2 separate regions of the Mus musculus genome follow, and region 1 is linked to region 2. The links are chromatin loops, found by intact Hi-C in ENCODE. Cell type or tissue: left cerebral cortex. All regions are shown on one strand. Region 1 holds the start of 4930556L07Rik (RIKEN cDNA 4930556L07 gene). Region 2 overlaps Rspo4 (R-spondin 4).

Region 1 (2,500 bases), 110 kb before region 2:
AGAATGTCCTTTCTAGGTGGCTCAGTGGGCTTTGAACCTCTTTCAGATGGCTCTTCTTGTCTGAATCTTCTTCGTAGCTTTTCTCCTCTCAGAATCTTTGTAGTGCAGCTGGTCTGGAGTTGTCTTGACAGTTGGGCTCGGAATCCTCTGGTAGGGAGGGGCCGAGTGAGTCTGGTCAGTTCCAGGGAGTTCCTGAAGCTGTGTGGTTGTTGTTTACTTCCTTTAAGGAGCAGGGAGGAATGCTTTGGTCTGGGAGGAGGCTGGTACACCACCCAGCCCCACAGCCCGGCTCTGCTTTGTCCTCCAACCCCACCCACAGCTGGGTGGGAGCTTTGACAATGCACATCACCTCTCTGGTAGTGACCTGGCTGGGTGAAGATTTGGGAGCTGTGTACGAGGCAATTCCAGGAACTAAGGGAACTAAGGAAGTTTGGACGGTGGAGTTGAGGATTCAGGGACTCCTTACCTGTCGGTGCAGGAGCTGGGAAGGGAGCTGGCAAGTTTGGCCCAGTGCCCTGAGATTGTCTGATAGTGCTGGGATTTGTGGGGAAGTGGTGGTGCCAGTTTAATAAGGCAGTAGAGGGCAGAGGCAGGAGCAGAGACTGAACACCTCTCCATCAGAAAAGCAACAGGAAAGCTGGAAAGCATGGTCAGAAACAACCTTTTTTTTTTTCAGAACTTTTTTAATTAGTCAAAGGCTTGTAGTAATTGAGGGATCATTTGTTCGAGAAAGAAGGCTAAGGGACTAGGAAGATGACTCGATTGGATTTTAAAATTAGTTTGTTTTACAAACATGAAGATCTGAGTTTGGATCTCCAGCGCCCTTGTGAAAAGTTTGGCACGGTGCATATGCCTCTAATCGCAGAGCTTGTGAGGGGAAGACCGGATGATCCTCTGGCTTTGTGGCTGGCTAGTCTATAGCAGATCAGTGAGCTCTAGGTTCAGTGAGAGGCATGAGAGTGATGGAAAAAGGACACCCGACATTGACCTCTGATCTCCACAGGTGCACACACATATGCACATACACACATACACACACACACACACACACACACACACACACACACACATACACAAAGAAAGAAGGCTAAGTGTGAGTTGAAGCAATGACTTTTGTGGATTCTTGCCCCATTTCCATGTTCCTTATTAGAATGTTGTGATAGTTTGGGAAATTGACAGCCCACAACCATGGTAAAAAAAAAAAAAAAAACCATCCTGACAGCATGAAGACACAGATGGGGTAAGATGACCTTCAAGGCCTAAGAACTGACATTATTCATCTTATCTGGGGAGTCTCTGGAAGCTGCCACTTGCAAGGCTGTTTTATTACGTGACTCCCAACTTATCCACTACAGAAGGCCTTTTGCTGAGTCTTTTTTTCTGGGGAATATTTGTCAAGGCATTTACAAGCAGTTGTGAAACTTTGGGACTACTTTGGTGGCAGATAAAATTTGGGGAGAACAATAGGCTAAACAAAAACAATAAATTGAATAACTGGAGAATGAGAAACTTCATAGGAGCTTCAGAAAGCTCTGACCAGTTACTGGGAATCTATGAGACTATATGCTTGCAGGACTGTGAGGTGCCCACACTCAGGCACAGACCCAGAAAAGGGTCTTACGCTTTCTGCGGAAGCATGGAATGAAAGTCCAGCAGGTAACCAATTGCCTGGCTGAGTTCTGAAAGCATACACAAAGAACCTCTGCATAGACAGGATAACTTACAAGTTCCAAGTATTTAAGGAAATCTCTACCCAATCATTGACGAAAGTAACTGAGCACACCAAAGGATGCAGACCTTACAGAATATGTTCAGAGAATTCAATAAAGCAAAGAACACATCCAGGGGAGGAAAGAACAGCTCATGTCTAGGGCATCTACATTGTGTTATATGAAGTCTCTTGGTTATAACAACAAAAAGTGATGAGCCATGCAAAGATACAAGAAACTATAGAAGTACAAGGTGGAGGAAAGCAAGCAATAGAAAGTATCTGTTGGGAAGCCTAGATGTTGAACTTACCCAGATAAAGAGTTTAAGAAGTCTATTTAAAATATAGTTGAAGAACCAAGAAAATCACTTTTAAAGAATCAAGGGAAAGACGAGTGATGTCTCATTAAATAGACAATAATTATAAAGGGATACAAGTTACTTTAAAAAGAAGTAGGTGGGCATTTAGGAGTTGAAAAGTATAATTAAAATAAGAAGTTCACTGGAAGGATACAACAGCAAACAGGATCAAGCAAAAGGGAAAATTGGGAAACTTGAAGTAGGCCAAATGAGATTTCCATGTCTGAGCATCAGCAAGAAGACAACAATGAAAAAGAACAGGACTGCAAAGATCTGTGGGACATAATTAAACATAACATGTCATTCCTAGAAAAGAAAGGACATTTAAAGAAAAAAAATCTGTTGAAAATACTTTACACATCCTCTCAGCCAATAGATGTAAATAGCACATGTTCAAAGGCCCATATCTGAACATGTCATACTCAAACTGTGA
Region 2 (2,500 bases):
TGTTCAGGGGGATCACATGGGGTTGACTCTGATGCTCCAAAAAAGCCCATGAGGTTGCAATTAGAGCCCAAATGTGCGTATTTATAAGCTTGTGTCTGATCCAGGGTAGGGTAGGGTTTCAGGCCAAGATTCACCTGACATGAAGAAGGACCCAGGGTTTTCCCAGAGTGCCATGGAGGGCAGTGGAGCAGGTGGTACTGCAGGCCCCTCTGTCTTGCAGAAGCCTAGTTACCCACCAGGGTCTTTTTGCTGTCTATCGAGCTAGGTCTTTTCTGATTACAGGCTGACAGAGAAGCATTAGCGAGAGTGGAAAAGTGCTTTTCTTCAGAGCCATAAGGAAGCCAAGCCCCGGGAGGGCCTGGACGGCCCTTAGAAGTCTTGCTGCCTTTTGGAGCTTGTGAGATTCCTGGCTAATGCTCCTCTCTCTCTCTCTCTCTCTCTCTGCGTCTCATTTGTTTATTTCTCTTTCTCTCTCTGCTTCTGTATTAGTCAGAAGTCATTTGGTTGTAAGTGACAGAAAAGCTAACTCAAAATGCCTTGAGAAATGAGGAGAGTGCACAGGGCCTCTGTGGTGGGGCAGGCCAGGTGATGGAGGCTCCCTTTCCAACTCAGATGTAGCTCCTGGCTCTGCCACTGTGTGCTCTTCACTCTCAGAAGGTTCTTGGTTTGTGCAGCACTCGCCAGCCTCCATCATCCACAGCTGCATAGGTCCAAAGAGCAGAAAAGAAAACATGCATGAAATATCACATACACTACACCACACACACACATACCACATACCATATACCACACCACACAAACAAGACATACACTCACATACAATATACAAAATACAACACACATACACACAAAAACAACACACACCCCTAGTGAGTTAAGGAAAAGGAAAACTCCGAGATGGTTTCTGTTGGGGCACAGGCCTCGATCTGGACCAGTGGTCGCTAAGATCAGGGGCATATGGTGGATCTATCTGCTCAAGCCAGAGTGTAGATGGCTCCACGTGTGCCCCAAAAGTCAGGTGTTTTGAGGGCTAGCATTTGCTAGAAAAGTTGCCAGGGCCCACCAGTGGCCACTTTTCCTTGGGGAAGACCCTTGCACCACCCGACCTGCCACTGTCCTTAGCTACCGAGCACAGTCCCAAACACCAGCACTCATCCAAGGTCGCTTTCCAAAGGTTTGTCTTAACTGGCCCGGCTGAACCAGGACCAAGCCAGGACCAGACAGCATGTGCCTGGTGGGCAGCTCCTTTGCTCAGGGAAAGGAAACTGTAGCAAGGAAGACACTGTGAAATGGGAAATGCCCAGTGTGCTCACTTCAGACTTGGACCCAAACCAACCACTTAACTTTGATACAGTCAAGTTCAAGAACCATTGTGCTTGGATCTTTCTGGAGCAGCACTGTCCAAACTCCAGGAGTCTTGGCTTTTCGTTCATAAGGTGAGCACTGGTGTTTCTATGCCTATGACCTTGAGGGGACACCATTGTTCTGTCTAATGATAAAGATGCGATTAAAGTCTAATTATGAAAATTCAAAAGATGCCATAACAGTATAGAGACACTAGAGGGCACTCTAGCAGATTGCTGGGTCTTTTGCCTTCAGCATGTTCTCTCAGTGTCTTCCAAGGGGTGCTTCGGCTCTAGTAGGGGTTTCCTTAGGTTTAGAACTTTGTTTTGCCCTTGAAGAAGTCCCTGCCCCTTGTAGTCTCAGGGTCTCCAGGGAAACTGCAGGTGTCAGGCTGAGAGATCTGTAAGCTCTTCTGGCATTGGGAACAATTTTGCTTCGCACAGGCCTCCTGGTACTTTTGTCTTCTCAGACTTTATTTTTGTGGTGCCTGCCACTCCTGCTATGTTGAATCCGATGGAAGCCAGGCCATGGCTTCATCTCCTGCTGCTGGTCACAGACAAGCCCTGCACTGGCACTCTGGGTTGGGGTGAGGAGGGGACAATAGTGGGAGGTCTCTGCCTCCTGACTCTGTATTATCCTGAGCAATTCCTGGGTTTCCTCAGCTAGAAAATGGCAAAACCCCCATTGCAAGGTATCTCAGCCCACAAATTCTGTTTGCAAGGAAAACCAGCTTTGCACTCCGGTGACAGGATGTAATTGCAGTTTGTCTAAGTTTCCATGGCAACACTTTTGTGTCAGTTGAGGGCCCCTTGCCCTTTATCACTGGGGTCTCAGCTCAGTTCCACAGGCTTCCGTGGTGCCTAGCACAGAGCGAGCACCCTCATTGCCAATAACACCGCGTTGCTGACCTGCCCAACATCATAAGTCTTGCTGTTTGGCAAGGCCAATGACCTTGGTAAGGTGTGTGAGATTTTCTCCTCCTCTGGTTAAAGCCCTGGGTTCATGTGATGAGTGTACTTGTGTCTTTCTCAAGATCCCTCTGCCACAGGGATCTGCCAAGGCTCCTGCCATTGAAACTGCAACTCTAACAGAGGAAGACAGAGGAGAGAAGAGTCATGTGGGCCCTTCTTGGCCCATGACATACATGCCCATCTCA

The links. Hi-C counts contacts between places; a loop is a spot of excess contacts. Peaks named below come from ENCODE experiments on the same cell type or tissue, not always from the same donor. Only the 100,000 strongest peaks of a DNase experiment are listed, where the experiment ranks them.
Region 1: it touches region 2 in a loop (4-fold over the local background); 26 of 42 quality-filtered maps call a loop at or near these places.

Annotation. Positions count from the first base shown.
Region 1 is chr2:151,751,327-151,753,826 of GRCm38, forward strand. 4930556L07Rik (RIKEN cDNA 4930556L07 gene) reads right to left here and starts at 139. Exons shown (of 3, transcript NR_138569.1): 1 at 38-139. In left cerebral cortex, no CTCF peak of the experiment used is centred here; no DNase peak of the experiment used is centred here.
Region 2 is chr2:151,860,882-151,863,381 of GRCm38, forward strand. All of the region lies in intron 1 of Rspo4 (R-spondin 4), which reads left to right. Among named protein-coding and RNA genes, the nearest start is that of Rspo4, 19 kb to the left of the region's middle. In left cerebral cortex, a CTCF peak has its summit at 1,555 (motif pointing right); a DNase peak (open chromatin) is centred at 1,604.